Linked DNA regions of Mus musculus: region 1 is linked to region 2. Evidence: chromatin loops called from intact Hi-C (ENCODE). Cell type or tissue: left cerebral cortex. All regions are shown on one strand. Each heading gives the region's core, and the rest is flanking DNA. Links, peaks and the distances in the headings are about the cores only.

Evidence for each region. Hi-C counts contacts between places; a loop is a spot of excess contacts. Peaks named below come from ENCODE experiments on the same cell type or tissue, not always from the same donor. Only the 100,000 strongest peaks of a DNase experiment are listed, where the experiment ranks them.
Region 1: a loop joins it to region 2, with 1.8 times the contacts of the local background. A loop is called at or near these places in 2 of 42 quality-filtered maps.

The regions. Positions count from the first base shown.
Region 1 is chr6:137,521,510-137,531,657 of GRCm38, reverse strand. It overlaps Eps8 (epidermal growth factor receptor pathway substrate 8), which reads left to right. Exons shown (of 22, transcript NM_007945.3): 5 at 3,066-3,133; 6 at 4,129-4,290; 7 at 4,421-4,570; 8 at 8,746-8,828; 9 at 9,369-9,505. Among named protein-coding and RNA genes, the nearest start is that of Eps8, 120 kb to the left of the region's middle. In left cerebral cortex, for the core only: no CTCF peak of the experiment used is centred there; no DNase peak of the experiment used is centred there.
Region 2 is chr6:137,643,333-137,653,480 of GRCm38, reverse strand. Eps8 (epidermal growth factor receptor pathway substrate 8) reads left to right here and starts at 4,196. Exons shown (of 22, transcript NM_007945.3): 1 at 4,196-4,429. In left cerebral cortex, for the core only: a CTCF peak has its summit at 4,125 (motif pointing left); DNase peaks (open chromatin) are centred at 4,146, 5,420 and 5,740; H3K4me3 peaks cover 2,168 bases; H3K27ac peaks cover 884 bases.

The sequences.
Region 1 (10,148 bases), core at 930-8,929, 120 kb after region 2:
GTGGGGCCCACAAAGTGGCTTTAGCCCACAGTCATAGGCAGCCAAGGATCAGAACCAGTGTTAGAGAAAGGACTGGTTTTCTGTGGCTTCCTCTTGATAGCTTCATTGAAGGCCTCCATTCACGCTTCTCATCTCAAGCTGTTTCAGAGCTTTGTAAGGTTTCCAGCTTAGGAGCCAGAATGCTATTTACCACTGAACCTAGACGTGCATAGGATTCTCATCAAAAGACACTAATAATTGACTTTCAGGTGTGTCCTTTCAAACTTGCCTATTAAAAATTTAATAGTGAACTGTATCTCTTGACTCTATATCACCAGAATGATATTCTTTCTAAATCGTTTTTATGACATTAATATATTTTAGGGTCCTTTGAAGGTACTTTTCAGTGGCATACATCTTATTCTTTGTGAAGCATGGTTTTAAAAAAAAAGAAGAAAAGAAAAAAGCAAGTTAGAACTATTAGGGACAATATCTGGTGGTCAGAGGGATCCGTTGCCATCGTGTTAGTCAATTTCTGCTCCTGTGAATTATGTCTTCTTGGGGTTGAGATGCTGTGTGTTCTGACACCTGAGGGGATGCACTTTCTCTTCTTTTTTGTAACACAAACCTCATGCACTATTCTGGCCCTTCACCTGTGTTTGCTAATCATTTTTATCTGGAAGACCCAGTCAAGCATTCGAACATCTTGGAGCCACCATATCACCTAGTCACCGGGTACCATGGCAACCGAGGCCATTTCCTCTGCTATCCACAGGTCAAATCAGAGGACGGACGATAGCTACTCTCATGCTCTGGAGCGTTGAGTGAGAAGCTGATGAACCTGTGATTTCTAAGTAGTGTCCTTGCCAGATGTCCTCATGAGTTGTGCATTGTGTCCCATGTGTATCAGAGGCTTTTCCCAAGAACAGACATCCACATATTAGTAACTCACATTGATCCTCGGCGAGTAGAAAAGCTGTTTGCTTTACATGTGAGATATAGTTACAAGGGAAGGTGTGGGCTTCAAATGCTGGGGAAAACTGTAGGAGAAGCCAGCTCTTTCTTTTGACCACGTTATTTTGGTAGGAACAGACGGAGCGTACTTCTTCAGATCGTCATCCAAACAAAAAAAGAAAGGTAGCCAAGGTTGAATTGTGTGTGGTGGTGTGCTGTGTGGTGGTGTGCTGTGTGGTGGTGTGCTTTCACTAAATCATTTTAGTGCTGCAATAGCAAAACCAGAATAGACCGCATCGATGCAAGCTCAATGCGAGCTGTGTCAAGAGGAGCACGGGGTCTCCCGGATAAATATAAGTGGGAAGATCCTTGTTTCCATATATTTGTAAATCAGTCGTTCATTGTGCTTTTAAAAACATTTGATTCTACTGTTTAGGATCTGAATATCTAATTTACACTTTTCTGCTTGGTCCACCTTCAAGTTTTACAGACCCTTTCAGTGTAGGGGCGCCTAAGAGTAGAAAGAAACATGTTTATAGTTAGAAAATGCTGGCTGATAGAAAATACATGCCTATTGTTTATCTATAGATATACATATATTTTATATATGAATATATATCATAAATATGTCATATGACATCTCTATGTATCTATATATGTATGTATCTATCCATCCATATATATACATATACATATATACATACATACACATATATGTACATATACACACATACACACACACATATATATATGTGTGTGTGTGTGTGTGTATGTGTGTGTGTGTGTGTGTGTGTGTGTGTGTGTGTGTGTGTGTGTGGATAGATAAATACATATGACATATTTTCCACATATACACTCCTACATACACAACCTAAGACAAATGTTTACGTTTGCCAAAGCTTTAAGGCTTTAGGGTACTTTACACTTAACTTGTTTAACCTAGTATTTTACAGTAAATTCTCCAAGACCCGGAACATTAATAATCTTACCTAAACCTAGTTTCTTACTTAGGGATAAACTCAAAGTTAGATTTAGAAACACAGAGTCCCCTGATCACACAAGGTTCTTTCCATCCAAGAATTCTGCCCGAGAAGAAATAAAGCAATCCTGAATTTCCAAATCAGTTCCTTGCTTGGAAATTAACAAATATCAAATATTGATAATTTTTTTTAAAAAATTATTTTTGCTTTTGCAGTATCTTAAAAAGAAAGGCCCCTTCTGCCTGTTGAGTGGGTGGATGCAGCCGCTGCCTCCTCAGCTGCCTCCTTTTCCCTTCTAGTTTGTGTCTGTCATTCTGAGTCTCTCATTTGTGTATTCTCTTGATGTGTGACAGTGCTTAATATTGGTGGCCATCCTCGTGTTTGAATCAGTGTGGAATCCCCTTTCACATCGTCCCCCATTTGGATGCTGTGAAAGGAGAAGGTCCTCCTGGTGTCTGTGTTAGCAAGGCCATCCCCTTTATGCAGTATGGTAACTATGACAGCATCTGCTCTTGTGTTTTGACCTAAGTGCAACAACAGATGAAATTTGGAAACTTAAAAAAAAACATTTTATGAATAGTAGGTTCCTGATTAATAAAACACTATACATTAGATAACTTTTTTTCTCTTAGACCACTTATAGTATAGGAGCTGCTAGAGGTTTGGCTTTGTGGTTAAATGTGCGCATTGTCCTTGTGGACAGTCAGAGTTCAGTTCCCAGCACTTACATTGGACAGGTCCCTCCCAACTGCCTGTACTCGCAGAGGATGCTGCAGAGGATGCTGCAGAGGATGCTGCAGAGGATCCAGCTCCTCCTCGGGCTCCGACACTTATGCGCATGGATTCTCTCACACACACCTGCAGACATAAAATTTTTTTAAAATCTTTAAAACCTAGGAAATTTATAATCTTGACCTTTCGAACTGGAGGATTTAAGTTGGGCCCAAAGGTTCCTGCACACCGTTAGTTTTTCTCATGACCTTGGGCTTGCCTGTGAGTCATGAGTACTTTCAGACAGAATTCACAGTGGGGACTTGACAGCTACCGCATTCATATGTGAGATAGACTTGCTTCAGAGGTGCCGTGTGACTCCAACCTATGAACTCAAGCCATGAGTAGATAAATAATGGCTTCTCAAAACTTACCTTTCAGAACAAAGGAAGAACTATGCCCGAGACAGTGTCAGCAGTGTGTCGGACGTGTCCCAGTACCGCGTGGAAGTAAGAAGCTTTGCTCTTGCCAATACTGATTGTGACTCTTAAGGAACATACAAATTAGGAGCGAAATAAGAGCTGTGTTTCTTTTCATTTAAATAGGATGTGTTTTCAGTTGTGTGGCCTTCCTTTAAGATGTTTTCTATCTTTTGTGAAACTGAGATGCTACAGGCGAGAATTTGTGTTTCAAAATAGATTGAAATAATAACGTATTCGCTGGCCATTGTGAGCCCAATTAAAACAGGAGAAAGGCTTCCGTTTCACACTGTCATTAAGCTATGATGCACCAAGCAGCTCTGTTTTATATTTAGTTTTATCTGGTGTCATCACTAGCTTTCATTAAACCCTAGTTTCTATTTTAGTTTGTAAGATATTTGCTCTTAATTGGAATCACAACGACCCCTGTTTTTAGCGGAAAACATGTAAGCAGGGACGTCATCTTTAAGTTGCTGTTTTCAGTTTGCCGCTCATCTCAAGCATGCTTAATTAAAACTGAACCACTGTTTTTCAGTAAAGTGTTTTCAGGAGAGGGCAAACGGGTCAGTTGTTAGAGACCAGAACCCTACCTGAGGCTCCGAGTGGCTGTCCAGGTTGTAGCTGCCTCTGGAAATGCTGCTCTCCTGTGCAGCATTGAAATAGCTCTCTGAGTAACAGGGGTGGGGTCATTAATGTAAGGAAATGCTATTTATGTTTCATTGCTAAGAACTTGTCTTAATACTATGCTGTTGCAGCCCCACGTGACACAGCACGACACAGGTTCAGGGATCATACAAATCAAGGCATTGTTTTCTGTGTTCAACAAAAAAAGGCCACTCAACTCCACCCTGTCAGTGGAGTAACTGAGGTTGTTGTTGTGTGTTGTGTCAAGCCTTTGGTTCTTCTAACTGACTTCTGTTATGCAAATTCTTCCTCCTTTTGAAAAATACCTATGGAGAGGGTTTTATTTGTGTGTTCAAAGTTTTTCTTTTCCGCCCTTTTTTTTTTTTTTTGAACATCATAAGCACTTGACCACCTTCGTGCTGGATCGGAAAGATGCAATGATCACTGTCGAGGACGGAATAAGAAAGCTGAAGTTGCTGGATGCCAAGGGCAAAGTGTGGACTCAAGATATGATTCTCCAAGTGGATGACCGAGCTGTGAGCCTGATTGACTTAGAGTCAAAGGCAAGTCGGGGAGGTTTATGCCACTTTAGTCTTAAGAGTTCACCACCGATACCAACGTGTGCAGTCAGGACAGAGTCTTGGGACACAAGTGATGGTTTGACACTGTCAAATATTTACTCATTTTATACAGAATGAATTGGAGAATTTTCCTCTAAACACAATCTCGCATTGTCAAGCAGTGGTACATGCATGCAGCTATGACTCCATTCTCGCCTTGGTATGCAAAGAGCCAACGCAGAGCAAGCCAGACCTTCACCTTTTCCAGTGTGATGAGGTTAAGGTAAGAGTGCCTCAGCCTCCCATTAATTCTAGTGGGGTGTGTGTGTGTGTGTGTGTGTGTGTGTGTGTGTGTGTGTGTGTACACGAATGCCCAATGAGGTCAGAAGAAGGTGAGCTGGGATTATAAATTCGAGAAGCCTGATGTGGGTGCTTGGTGCCAAATTCCCATCCTTTGTAAGAACAGCAAGTGTTCCCAACTACTAGGCAAATCTCAGGTCCCTGTTCCTCGCTCAACCCTCTAGAGCAATATTCTGCAACTTTCAATCTTGATTATAAAGCTATCAGTTGCTAGAGTTTAACATTTTGAGAATGTGATGAAGAAAATCAGTACCGAAGTGTCTTCTATAAATTTCCAATCAGGTAAACAAAAGAGGAAATTTTATTATTATTTTTTTAACTCAAGGTGTAGTAAGATGGGTCCTACTTGTACCACTCAGGAGGGTGAGGCAGGAGGATTGCTGCAAGGCAGAAGCCTGTTCAAAAGTATCAAACAAACATAGACACGTGTTGTTTATCTTGTTTGCAAAGTGTACCGGTGTATGAAATTCTCATCAGGGGCTCTGTGTATATAATTTAAAAATAGATCATTAAAAATCATGCATTATGCTTGCTTCTGTGGCACATATACTAAATAGACAGACAGTAAGTATGCTACAATTCTCTTTTCTTCCTTGTTAACCTCGAAGCTTGTATCGATTGTTTCAGTGAGATCCTTGCAATGCCCCATGGTATTGATAGGAAGATTGCCATTTAATTATGGGACTTGGAAAGTTACTCAGGGTTTGTGATCCCTAAGTGCCATGAGAAATAGCTGGGCAGAGTTAGCAAGAATAATAAACTTGAGACCCCAAAATCTATGTTTCACAGTCCACGTAATTTATCAATGATGATAATTTATTGAACCTTAGAATTTATCTCCAACATTAGATAGCTTTATTTTCTGAGCTGGTGTCTCTAAAAGAGAAACTTCCTTTGGTTCATTGGCGCCTGTCTTAGTTTCTTTCCTGTGGCTGTTATAGAACACTGACCAAAATCCACTTAGGAGAGGAAAGGGTTTATTTGAGTTGATAAATCCAGAGGGACAGGAGTCTGTCCTGGTGGGTAGTCATGGCAACACACAGCAGGCATGGTAGCAGGAGCGTGGAGCAGAGAGAGCCAACTGAAAGTGGCCATAGACTTTTAATCTCAAAGCTCTTCCCCAGTGAGCACCTCTGGTGGGGGGGGGGGGAACGGGACCCAGTGTTCAAACACTGGGAATGGAGGGACAGTTCTCACTCTGGCCACCTTTTTCTCCTCCTAGAGCACTGAGTTACTTGTGACTTTTATCTTGTAAAGACATTTTAGACCAGCACAAGAAACCCACTTGATCTCATCAGCGTTTCTTTGACATTAAACCATGGCAGATGCAGATTATCATTAACAATATAGTTTGTAATCTTTCCTAATTTCAATGTATCCCACAGATGATTATAATAAAAGTCTTACTTGAAAGAACTGTGCTACTTAAGTAACTTATAGCTTGAAATTCATCAGCTTTTTACAGACTATAACTTTTCGAATTCCTTAATTATTTTAATGATTTTTGAGGATTTTGATATGTTAAAGCAAAAAAATGGTGAAGTGAATATTTCGCTCTGAAAAAAAGTAAAATCTTATTAATGGATTTTGCTTCTTTAATTTTTGTACTTATTTATTGAAGAGGGATATCATGTACGGAGGTCAGAGGGCAACTTGTAGGAATTGGTTATCACCTTCTACCATGGGAATTCCAGGGATCGAACTCAGGTCCTGAGGCTTAGCAGCAAGTGTCCTCAACCACGGAGGCGTCTTGTTGGCCCAGTTCAGAGACTTACAAACCAATGAAAAATACTGAGTCAAAAGGCATTTAAATTTTGTGTTTGTATCCCTGCTTTTAAGTCTGACTTAAATGTGAGTTACTGTCCTGAGTAAAGGTTCCAGACGTCAGCCTCTGCGTTATGGAATGAAGGGCTTTCCTTCTCTAGGGGACCGTGACCATGATGCCTCCACATGAATTTCCTGGACAATGCTCTGTACTCACCATAGCTCAGACCACTAAAAATGAGGAAAGCCACTCACCCTGGCCAGTGCCACATTTCTTTTCATGAGGTGTGCATTCCTTGCTAATTTAAAAATGCAAGTGCCTTGATACTGTGATTTGTAACTAGTCTGTGTGCAGAACATCTTGCGATAACAGTTTTTGAGTGTAACTTTTTATCATGGGATGCTACATGGTGCGTTTGCCTCCTTTAGCGATGGCAACATTTTTCATAGAAGTTCAAGGTTCTAGACACCTCCAGTTTTAATCTTCTATATAATAGAGGACTTTGGCCTTAGTTGACCATCTGGAATGTGTTGGGCTAGACTGTTCTAAGGATGCACTGTACTGGGGTCCATTGCAGTGTTACCTCACCCTGAACATGATGCAGGCCAGGCTACTTCTCCTAGTTCCCCTCAGAGAATTAACTAGAAAGGAGACTAAACAAGGGCTGGGGAGACTGTTCGGTGGATGAACTGCAGTTGAAATCCCCAGAACCTATGTCAAGCCAGCTGTGATGGTACGTATCTATCATCCTCACACAGCTCCAGAGAGATGGAATGCAGAGACAGGAGAATTTCTCAGAGCTCCAGACCAGCTGGACCAGCTTATGTAGGGGTAATCAGCAAAGGGCCTTGCCTCCGGCAAGGTGAAAGGTGGAAAACATCACCTGAGGTTGTCCTCTGACTTCCTTTTATGTAATCAGTGTTCATATATGGGCGGTCACATGTGTGCTTGTGTGTGTCCGTGTGCACGTGTGCACTTTCTCTCACACTCCATGATCTTGAGGTCTCCCATCAGTTTTTATACTCACCAGTGCTGACTGTTAAAGAATACGTGACTCATATATCTGAGAAAAATGTATATAATTACACAGAGCACACAAGCCCAAAAATAGGAGATAAATACATGAGCAACATCCTCATATACAGTGATAATTACAGGCTACAGATAAATTTCATAACAAAGAAAAATTGACACCTTATCTACAAAACTCACTTGAATTCCCAAGAAAATCTAATCGTTGGTCTTGTTGGGAACATAATGGGAAAATTTGTGGTGGCAGATAGTTCATTTTTACCTGAAATGGAATAATAAAGTGATTATCAAAACGGATACAATATAGAATTGAGACTCAGCCTGTGAATGTACTGCTGAGTGAGTTTTCCATCCCGGTGGCAAACCATCGAGCTGAGCAACTTGCAAAGAGAGAAGGTCTGTTTTCCTAGTGGCTTCGGAGGCTTCAGTTCCATGGTTATTTGGGACATTGCCTTTGGGCCTGCAGTGGGAAAGTCCATGGTAGTAGGAAGAGTGTGGTAGAATTGCTGTTTGCTTCTTGGGAAGCAGGAAGTGATAAGAGACAGGCAGGAAGTATCTGGCAATCCTAGTGTCATGTAAGAGCAAAGCGCAATGTCTTCCTTCCACGACCTCCCTTTTGAAGGCTGGAACCCGGCCTTCACCATGCATCCATTCAGGGATACTGCAGACACTAACCTAGCAGAAGGTGTGCCTTAAGGTCTGGTGCCTCTGTAGGGCCGGGTGATTGCTTGGTGAGTTAATAGGTTCCCCCTGTGGAAAGGGAAAGGGGGAAGGGTCCCCCAGCCCTGCACATCATCTCTTATATCCTTCCTCTGTGACAGCCGAGACACTCACCTGTGTCCTCTCTGCAGTTGCCTTTCTCTGCTGGGCTCTTGGGGAGGAATGTTTAAGTGGAATCTGGACGTAGATTAACCTTAAAAATCAACATTTGTACCGGGCAGTGGTGGCACACACTTAACCCCAGCACTTGGGAGGCAGAGGCAGGCAGATTTCTGAGTTTGAGGCCAGCCTGGTCTACGGAGTGAGTTCCAGGATAGCCAGAGCTACACAGAGAAACCCTGTCTCAACAAAAGAGAAAAGAAAAAGAAATCAGCATGTGAGTTCCATCATTATAAAATACACCATTGAAAACTAGAGTCATATTTTTACGGTAGATGCTAAAAAGTCTTTCTATTTATATCACACCAAGATACTTACTGATGCAAACAGTGAATATAAATTATATTTTCTTTCTGTCTTAACCTTTATATCAAAGCTCAGACAAGCCTATGGCCTTCTGGATAACTCATCTCTCCTTTCAGGCAAACCTAATTAGTGAAGATATCGAAAGTGCAATCAGTGACAGTAAAGGTGGGAAACAGAAGAGGCGGCCGGAGGCCCTGAGGTAAGAGCATCAAATGGCATTAGCGCCATGGGATTGGATAGTATGCCTCCTTTTTTTTTTTCCTCCTGGAGGTGTAGGGAAGTTATTTTCAATGGAGGTGAATTATTCCGTTTTCTAAATTGCAACCTTTAACCACAACTTAAGCTCTGGTTGCCTTGCCAGTCCATGTCTGCCCCTTCTTGTTTCTCCATGTGTCAACTCTGTCTCCCACACAGCTTCTCAGACATCTGCAGATGTCCCAGAGAGTTATAAGAAAAAGTGGAGTGTTTTAAGAGATGACCCAAGGTCTCCCCATAGGCCCACAAGCTTTTCAAATATCATGTGACCTAGAGAAAAAAAATCAATGTTGCTTCCCAGGGATTTTAATTTTTCTGTGTCTCAGGAACTTACCAGCAGACACAGCACAGCTGGTCAGGAATTCTGATTTCCCTGACAGTTACTTCTGAGGTTGAAGGGCAAATGGCACCAGTGGGTTGCACCGTTGTTAGCAGACGTGGAGATGGTAACAGCCCAGTTGGATAATTTGTTTTTAATTTTCAGGATGATTGCCAAAGCAGATCCTGGCATCCCTCCTCCTCCCAGAGCTCCTGCCCCTGTGCCACCAGGGACTGTCACACAGGTGGACGTTAGGAGTCGCGTAGCAGCCTGGTCTGCCTGGGCAGCTGACCAGGGCGACTGTAAGTACCCAGCCCTAGCCCTTCTGAGCATCCACGAGAGCTATGGTGTCAGTCCTCCTTTCAAGTCCTCATGGTAATTTGTAGATTAAAGTTCACTTTAAAGAACCAAATCTTAGATGTTACAGAGTTAAGTCTTGGCTGCTGTTAAGGTTATCATCCACGAGAATTCATGCCAACCATTTAATACTCTATGAGGACTACACTCATTTCTGGCTGGTTATTCGTGTAATGTCTAGGTGACTTTTGCACCAGATGCCACGTTGGTCACTGTCACTTATAGAGTCACTGCTGGCAAGATTGTTTTCAACATCTCTCCTCCAGCAGCCTGAATGGCACCTTCTGAAACTATACATTCTGCGGGTAGGGACGAATCTTCCAGCAGGGTTTCTCTATGATGCCTTATGCTGAAGTGTGCAGTGTCTTTAATGATAGGGACTTTTAATCTTGTGAGCTAAAAATTGAGACCTGAAATAAGACCTGGCTCTGTCTGTCCATATGACCGTGGAAGGTCATCCCTTTGTGCTTTGGTCTCAGCTGTAAAGTGCACATAATGACCCCCAGGTTTCTGTGAATGCTAAAGCCGGTGATGCTGTCACTGTCACAGTCAATGAACGCTGATGACCTCTGCTTTAGGCATCACATG
Region 2 (10,148 bases), core at 1,033-9,032:
ATACATATATATATATAGTCAGAACTCCCTGTATGTGTGTGTGCATACATATGTGTGTGTGTGTGTGTGTGTGTGTGTGTGTGTGTGTGACAACTCCTGCCTTGGAGGTATGCCTCAAATCCATCTTAGAATGTCATCTGCTATTCTTTCTTCACCTCTTCCCTGCACTGTATCCTTTTAACTCTCAGTCTGAGATTCTGAATAGCTTCACGCGTGTGATACACACCTCCCAATCTTGTTTTCCTATCTCTTCACACCCCCATGCTTTGGTTGGACATTCTTCTCACATGTTCTTAGGGCGTTTCCAACTTCAGAGGTTATATTTTCCCTTACTAGTGTTGGGAAGGCTTCTATTTCACGAATCCTTATCCATTTTAGTTGGTCTTCTACTTAGAGTTTTGTTTTTCCTTTAACAGACCCTAGTTAATTAGCTTTCCTGAAGCATAAATCCAGTCATTGTCTATTTTTGCAGCCAGTCACTTTGATAAGTTTTTCTTATATGTCTTGTACTCATTCTCTATGAATTTCATTTAACAGACATTAATGTATGGGAAATTCAAGGATAATGAAGTGAAGTTTTCCCCAGAAATAATTTGCTTGTAGCATTTCAAAAAATTTCTCTTGTGTGGTAAACAGATTATTGACTACTACAAACAAAAACAGATAGCCAAAAATAAAACTGTTTCTCTCATGTGTAAGAAATGTATGTGCATTTAGTTTTGACTAGTGGAGTCTAATGGGTGAGGCAGAAGATACACAGGACAATGATCTGTCAGTGACACTTAGCTTCCCAGCATCCTTTACACATCTAGGTGTTACACTGAAGCAATCTGAAGCTTTAGCTTCGAAGCCTTTGAAGGCTAAACATAACAGCGTCTAAGAACACAAATGCACATGAAGAACCATAACAAACAAGAAACATAAACAACTACCACAAAATAAGAGGCAAGAAGCCCAAGCAGCTCTAAGTGTGAAGAGGTCAAATGACCTAAGCATTTGGTGTGCTCTTTCAAGTGACAAATGATATGGGCAGTGGTGGCCACAGGCATGGGGAGAGCACTTGGCTACCAGATCGTACTTAGGAGATTGAGATCAGATACAGCAACCATGTTCTAAACTATAGTGCCTCTCTCCTACATCTGTCCAGAGACATGTTTTGTATTATGTGTGTTCACAACTCAGAACTGGGCTGGGATTTCAGTTCAACTAAAACACTTGCCATGCATGCTCCAGGCCTGAGTTTAAAATAATCATACCACAAACACATGCACACATACATACCACACATACATAGGTACATGTGTGTATACAGGTGGATAGGCTATAGGTCTTCACATAGTGGTTCTTAAGTGATAGTCCTGTATCAGGTTATATGGTGGAATTATGGAGGAATATTTAAAGAAATTTGAAGAGTACTAAACTCCCCCGATAAAGTTTTGCCATTAAAAATTTACACAATAAGAAAAAAAAAATTTCTGCCATTTCTTTTGTAACTTGAAAAAAAAATGTGTTCTTAGCATTTGTATATTTTGGTAGATGTATACTTCAATGTATTAACTGAGTCCAGTGTTTAGCATATACTACCTCATATATGTGCCATATATTTGTGATGAAATTACTTAAAATCATCTCTTCTATCTATTTTGAAACATTTGAAATGAAACTTTTGGAATGTAGCTTTTATACCCAGCTGTAAGCGCAATCAACACTTGGGATGCTCATCTATTTGATGTATTTCTGTTTATTCTCCTCTACATTTTTTCCATATGCCATTAACAAGTGAGTTTTTTCCTTTTGATCGAAGAGAAGAGCTCTTATAAAGCTTAGGCTAACCTTGAAATTGCTATATAACAAAGGGTGGCTTTGAACTCCTAATCTCTGTGGCTGTGTTTTCTAAGTGCTGCAATTATAGGCATGTGCCAAACATGCCTAACAATAAGTGAGGTCTTCAGTCAATAAAAACATATATGATAGCACTCTAAAGAGCTAAACCAAGCTGTTATGATGGCTCAGCAGGTGACAGAACTTACTACCAATATCCTGAGTTTAGTTCCTGGGACCCACATGGTGTAAGGAGAGAATTAAGAATTGAGTCTGAAAATTTTTCTTCTAATCTTTATAGGCATGCCATGGCACATCTACACACTCACATTCATGCACGCACGAGAGAGAGAGAGAGAGAGAGAGAGAGAGAGAGAGAGAGAGAGAGAGAGAGAGAGAAGAAATAGAAATCTGTTTAAAAAATTTAAACAGGAAAATTTGACATTGAGTCTTAGCAGATTATAATCCAAATTACTCAAATGAAACAAATAAGACCTATACATCAAACTTATAGTTTAAGGTTATGTTGACAGCTAATATTTCTATGAAATTATACCCTAATACAAAGATAAAATTTAAAGGGAAAATTAAGGTTGAACAATATAGAATTACAGAGAGTATTAAGGTCGAACATACAGTTCATGTGAAGTTCACTTTATCCAGGCCTCTTCTGTTTGACTCTAGGCAGTCCACTTGCCAAAAGAAAACCAGATATGGGTTTGGGATGTCTTGCTGGGAGGGTTTCTTGGGTCAAAGGGTCAGTGATGATTTTAGTTTCTTGCCGAGCGTCTCTGTGTGTGTGTGTAATTTCAGAGAAAAAAAAAAAACCCTAAAGCTCATTTGAGTCAGAAAAGAATGGTTTTGACAGATTTCTCTGCCATTTGAGGACCAGTCAAAGGAAAAACATTTTGAGGGCATGTCTCAAAATAACTAGCAGAAGGTTCTGTTGGTTATTTGTTAACCTGCTTCTACTATGTTGGTTATTTGTTAACCTGCTTCTACTATTTCAAGTCTTACAATATCTGTAAGGAGCAAGATTAATTTCATGTCAGTCCTCAGGGTCCATCTTTCCCAGTCTACAGTTGAAGGAGAGTTGATCTGAGTATATAAATCTATGTATGTAAGCTGTGGAGTAGGCAGACCTGGATTTCAATCCTAATGTCACTATTGGCTTTGGCAAAAAGAAAATTCTGAATAACATTTTCCCAATTTTCTAAAGCGGTGATTCATTTTAAGGGTTAGAGATGGTGTAAAGTAAAATTTGTAGCTCCTGGCAGAGATTGTCAATTAACAATCCTAGTTTTCTATACCATCTATCAAAACCAGCTATTTCGAACACTGGACATGCTCAAGTGGATGTCAGTCTGTTGGGAATGTTGGATGGAGGAAGATTCTGGATGAAGGCAGTAGACCGAACTTAATCATAAAACCCATCACTGCCCCCTTTTAGTCTCCATCTTGGCCTGCTAATTCACGGTCTCTTGAATGAGCTTTTGCTTGCCTCGCAAAGCAGGTAGGCCCAGCTATTTAAGCCAAGTTTTGTTTAATAGTCTGCCTTGGCTTCTTTGGAAGTCAATTGCCTTGGAAGTTAGAAGGGCCAGGGTGTCTGGGGGCGTAGCTGTGACAACGGAGGTATTGTAGAAGGTAAGAAAATGCCAGGTTCAGAAGAGAAGACTGGCAGATCCTTATTTTGTGGCTTCAGTGATCGAGCCAAGGAGCACTGAGCAGTGGTGAGTAGTTATTACTGGACTAAAGAGTCTCCCATACTTGAAACTACACCAGACTCTTGGCAGGAGCTCCTATGAAAAATGGGATCCAGGACGCCTGGTGAGACAGGTCTGGGCTTGCTGGCTATATCCAGGGACTGGAGTATTGTAGTCTCTCTAAACCAGTGAAGCCCTTGGGTACCACTTGCATACTGCTTTGGTTGAAGAGAGATGGTACAGGAGCAGACCAATGGACACAGGTCACAGGTCAGAGGCTGGGGAATACCTCTTCTTGGTAGTTGAGTAGGGCAGTAACTCCCAGATTAACACTAGTCATCAGTTGTGTGGCAGGATCTGGCCGCGGTCACCTGAGCGCTCTTTCCGCCTGCGGCATCCCCCCCCCCCCCCCCCCCGGCTGTGCTCTGCAGACCTAGGTCATTTCACTTGAGGAATTGTAGACACCACTCTGAGGCTGGGATCCCGGGTCTCCCCTGCGGGGTGCCGTGCTCGCCTTGTGGGATGAAGCCCTTGAGATTCTATCCAGAGCCCTAGGGTCTACTAGAGACTCAACTGTCCTCAAGATCTTGCAAACGGAGCCCTCTCCCGGCCGCGCGGGGCAACGCGCGTTCCCGGCTCGCTGCTGGGCATGCGCGGCGCGCGCTGGCTGTGTCCGGGAGCGAGCGGCGCGCACACACGGCCCGGGCGGCGGGCGAAGCGGGCTCCCGGGGCGCTGGGCGCAGGGCGCAGGGCGCAGGGCGCGGGGCAAGCCCCAGCGGCGTGTCTGCAGCGGGGCGCGGCGGGCGCTCCAGCTCCGGGATCTTTCTCCCTCCGTCACCTCCCTCGCGTCTAGGGAGGTCGTGGCACTCCCTGAGGAGCGCGGCTGCTCGGAGGGCGGATCCTAGGTAAGAGCCCCCCGAACATCAGTGCGGCTCCCCGGGTGGGATTCCCGCGGCATGGGCTCCCTCTCGCTTTCCCATAAGGGTCTTTGTGAGCCGTCACCGGAGTGGTGCCAGGCTCAGCGGCCGCTGCGGTTCACTTGGACCCTTTGCAACTGGTGTGTCGGCGGCCAGGTGTGCGCGGCGCTGCCGCCCTAGCGCGTCCCCGCGCCCGCTCCGCGCACCCCGAAGCCAGGAGACCCGATCCCCCCGCGGCCTCCTCCGCCCGGGTGGTCGCCGAGGTCCCCCGAGAGACCCCGCGCTCCCCTGGGCTGCGCGGGCGTACCTGAGTTCCGCACACCTGGACTCCCACCCCGCCCTAACGTCTTAGATGCAGGGCTTTCGGAGCGCCTCTCACCCAGCTCAAGTGGGGACCCCTTAGGAAACCTGTTTGAGATGTGGACCCGCCCTGGTATACACCCTCCAGTTGAGGTAGCTCGCTGTGTTTGAATAGTTGTGAATTCTGGATCACTTTCCAACACCATTTTACTTTTAGGAAGATGGCCTCTCTATGGCTGTCAGTAGTGCTTCGGAGGGCTCCACACCCACCGAGAGAGACAGTGAAGGCGCCCCGGGGTCTCATCCCTTCCTTCCTTTCAATGACTACAATACACATGCAAAAATCTTTGCCCGGTTCTCTGAGCCATGTTGTTCAAATCCTCCTCCTGTAGCCCCCAAGTGCTGTTGGCATCTCGCCGGGGCAGGACGCCCTAGGGTTTGGGCTTAAAATCCATAGACATTTGGAGCAGCGAGGCATTAGAAGAGGAGGTCTTCCTGAGCCAGTGTTTCAGCGAATGCATGGCTGCTTTTCTTCTAAAGGTTTCCCTTCTTGCCTCAGACAGTAAGAGAAAGAGACGAAAAAGCGAATAAGATAGTTCAGATCCAACTTGGTTCAGACACGTGTGGGTACTTTGAAGTTTTATTTGGTTTTGCCACTTTGGGGAGGAGGTGGAATTACGATTCCTGGAAGACTTTTTTTATGTTTAAAAAAAATCGTCAAAGTGTCTGTGTTGCGGGCTGTTTCTAATTTCTCGCTCTTGAAAGGATGCCATTCTAAGGCTCCCTGGGTTTTGGAACGGCTGCGCTCATTGTGTAGAATTGTAGATCTTGGGACAGTGAGTCTATTGAAATGAAAGCCAATGACATCTCGCCTCACCTAGTAAAGATTTCCTTCTTGTTTTGTTTTTAAATTGGGGATTGGAGGGTTTGGGGCACGCTGCTGTAGTTCTTAGTTTGCTGGGGTGGGAAATCTGTGAGTGATGAGCTCGCACCACCTGAAAGTTAAGCTTCTCTGTAGACTCATCACATAGCCGGCTGGGTACAGTGAGCCACAAGCTAGTAAGCTTGTGTGTGTAGAAAGCCCTTCCCGCACCATAGGAGACTAAGACTTTGTAAAATTCCGCAAGTCATTCACTTCCTTCATAGCAGGAAAAGAGAGAGAGAGAGAGAGAGAGAGAGAGAGAGAGAGAGGAGAAGAAAGTATCTTTTAAATCCTACTATTCTGAGCCAAGTGTTGCTCTCTGAATTGGGACGTCTACTTTGTAACTTTCACTTTCCAGTGTCATTGAGTATCATTATAATTGGCAAATGATTGTTTTAATCCCCTAACAGGAAACTGGTGTTTAATTTTGAACACTTTGCTTATTTGTGGTCAGAGGCAAAGAGTTCATTTTGTGTGCTCATCCAGCGTTACCCGGATTCAGTGTACACTGGTTCCTTCAACCTTGGCTTCTTTGTAGCCCTGTGACACAGGCTCTGCTCTCTGTTTAAGCATCTTTTCGTTTAGTCCTCTTTCTTCTTCTGAATCTCCTCTTCAGTCACCTGCTTTTATCTTAAAACATAAGTTCGTCTGAGCTAGGTTTGAATAAGAAACTATTAACCCCAGATTCAAACCTCTTTAGTTCCTTAAGTCTTATTGGATGAGTTTTAGCACTAGCTTTGTGTACATTTTCAGTTGGCTTTTCCAAGTTGTACTAGATACATTTGGCCGCTTTGTCTCAGTGCAAAACAACCAGAGGATAGCTTATAAACTTTCAGACATCTGCAGGGGTATCAGAGAGGAAGGGATGGAACTGTAGCCAAAGTGCTATACAGTACATCTCTCCTGGGAATTGCCCCACCAAAGTGTTTGCAGCTGCGGGGAACTGGACTTATTTTTCTTAAGAAACATTGTAGTGGAGTCCTTGCAAACAGTGTGAACTGAGTATTTATAAGAATGTGGGGGTTCTTTAGGTCCACACTGTAGCATCTGCAGTCATTCTCACATACACATCCTAAGTGGGGTCTTAAAAGAGACCATAAGGCCTGGAGAGGTGAATAAAGTGCTTGCCAGTCTAGGATGAGTTCAGAACCTGCGTACCCCAAAAAAAAAGCTGGCGTGCTTCTGCAGACCCAGTGCCGGGGTACAGAGGGTGAATACTAGGGACTTGCTAGCTAGCCAGTCTACCTCAAATGGCAAGCTCCAAAGTCAGCTGTGTACACACACATGCACACACACACACATACACACATGCACACACACACACACACACACACACACACACACATACATGCACACACACTAAATGAATATTGAAAGCAGTCTGTAAGCTATTTATGTGGTTGGTAAATAGTTCAGCAATGGTCGGAGAACTTTGTAGCAACGTCTACTAACATGTTACTATTGACTGCAGTTCAAGGGTCTTATTGGTGAAGTATTGTTAGCCATAGCTCACATTTTGAATATATGTCTTTTCCCCTTTGTTTTTTGGTGATTGAACCCAAGGTCTCAGCACATAGCTCTACCACTGAGCCACACCCCAGGCTTCCTTAGCTTTAATCTAATGCCTGTTTTCTATCTCAGGACCATTAAGTCAGAACACTGGTTACATTTAACGGTTGCAGTTTCTTCTGCTCCAGTTGGCTCTGATCCTTACTTCCTCAGCTTTTCTTTTCTCCTTTCCTTTCCTTTCCTTTCCTTTCCTTTCCTTTCCTTTCCTTTCCTTTCCTTTCCTTTCCTTTCCTTTCCTTTCCTTTCCTTTCCTTTCCTTTCCGTTCCGTTCCGTTCCGTTCCGTTCCTTTCCTTTCCTTTCCTTTTCTTCCCTTCCCCTTCCCCTTCCCCTCCCCCTTCCCCCTTCCCCCTTCCCCCTTCCCCCTTCCCCCTTCCCCCTTTCCCCTTCCTATCTTTTCTTGACAGCTTTGGCCATTTTGAGGAGTCCTGGTCATATATGCTTTCCCCTTTTGAATTTGCCTTTTGTTTGTCCCAAGGTTAGGCAGCAATTAATCAGACCCTTGATCCCTGCATTAGGAAAGCTCAGGCAGAAAGATGGCGGGTTCGAGGCCAACCTGGCTACATGCTGAGGCCCTGTCAGGGTTACTGGTGCTGTGATAAAACACCATGGCCAAAAGCAAGCGGAGGAGAAAAGGGTTTATTTGTCTTTGGCTTCTGCATCACTGTTTATCTTTTAAGGAAGTCAAGGCAGGAACTCAGAACAGACCAGGAACCTGGAGGCAGGAGCTGATACAGAGGCCACGGAGAAGTGCTTGTTTACTGGTTTGTTCTCTATGGCTTGCTCAGCCTGCTTTCTTAAAGAAGCCAGAACCACCAGCCCAAGGGCGGCCCTGCCTACAATGGAATGAGCCCTCCCAGATCAATCACTAATTAAGAAAACACCACACAGGCTTGCCTACAACCCTATCTCATGGAGGCGGTGTTTTTCACTGAGGCTCGATCCTCTCTGATAGTTTTAGCTTGTGTCAAGTTGAATATAAACTAGCCCAGACAGACCCTGTCACAAAACAAGGAAGCTCAGCCAGTGTGGGTTTTGGATTGAAAGACAACCAGGGCAAAGTGCCTTACCCATCACGGGTCACCGTGCACACCATCAGTAGGGTTATCAGACGCATCTTGATCACTGGCTGAGATAGCATCTGTCAGTTTTTTTCTGCAGCTAAGTTCCCGGTCTTCTCTTTTCCATTCCCTCCTCTTGGGAAGGAGTCTCCCAGCACAGCCTGGGTTTAAGGAGTGGAGACTTGTGACCCTTCCCTGTCCCTGAGCGTGTAATATCTCTCTACAGCTATATGTTATTTACCATTTCAATAGAAACCTAGCCAGGTCACATCATGTCATGGAAAAAGTAAACTCAGCCACCGTGGGCTTTGGATTGGAAGATGACGGAGGTTACTTAACCTCATCCACCACAGGTCTCAGTACACACTACCAGCAGGGTGTTCGGACTCATGGGAGAGTTTCCTCTTTTCCTTCATTTAGTTATTGGGTCATTTGTGTCTAAATCTGACTCCTGAGTACTTCACTGTATTCTTTGGACTATAATCTAGCCCCCTTGCAGCTCAAATCCTTACAGCTTGCTTCTTGCATCCCTTTGATAGATTCCTATCAATCAGTGTTTTGTTATTGTTGGTTGTTTGTTTTAAAGCACGTCTCTATAAGATGTACTAGGTTCTTTTTGTATAGTTCCAGTCTCGAATTACTCATTTCGTCTAGGAATTGGGTTGGAATTGTTTGGAACTTTTATTGGAAAGCCAGGTCTGACCCAGGAGTGATGCTTGTAATCACAATGTTCTGGAGGTAGATGTGTCAGAATTGTGAGTTCAACGTTGGCTTGAGCTATACTTTGAAAGAAACCAAGGTCTGGGCACTAAGCGTATATGTTAATGGGAATGTCATTAATTCCAGCCTCGCCTGTGAAATAAGGAAATACATTGTGTATAGGGATTTAGATGACACAGTCTATGTGTGTATATATATTTCTGCATGTGTGTATATCTATACTAAAGTAAATATGAGTTCATACTGGTGTAATGCTGATTGTGATACATATCGTTCTGGTTTCTCCCCAGTTCATCTGGAAACTTCCTATAGCAATGATGAGAAACCTCGCTCCATCCCACTGTTTGCTTAATTGTTCGTTTCCATTATACAAGTTTAGCAGTATTGGCATTGATAAGCCTTGCTAGCATGAACAGCCACGTTGCCATCTGGAGTCTGGTGCCTATATGCAGGGCCTTTTGCTTTAAGCTCACTCTTTACACAGCCAGCCAGCCAGCCAGCTGTCATGAGTTGGTTGCACACACTGCTAGTTACATTCTTATGTCAGAGTCTGTCTTCCATCTTGGAATCCCTTGGTCTTAGGGTTTATTTTCATGTACATATTAAGATTAAACCTTGGTCTTATGAAGCTCTGTGGATTTGACATGCCTATATTGGAAGTATCATATCAAATGACTTTGACACATTAAAGTTCCCTATCTTACCCTATTACTCTCATTATGCCTACTTTTTACTTTAACCTTTATTATTTTTATTATTTAAATTGGGTATCTCTCTGTGTGTCTGTGTGTGGGTATGTGCCCAAGTGCAGGTGCCCGTGGAAGCCGGAGGCATCCATCCCTTGGAGTGACTTATGCGTGGTTCTGAGTTAACTCAATGTTGGTGCTGGGAACTGAACTCTGAGTCCCTGCGAAAGCAGCACTCATTCTTAGTTGTTGAGACACCCCCTTCTCTTTTGCCTAATTCTTAATGAGCTTTTAAAAAATATTGTTTAGAGTTCTTAGAGGTTTAAATGGTTTAAAAATTTAAAGAAATGTTCATTTTTTTCCGTGCCGGAGAGTGAACCCTGAGCCGAGCATTTGTTGATTTAGTCTCCACCCCCTAAGAGTTTTGTAAAAATGAGCACCTTTCAAGTAT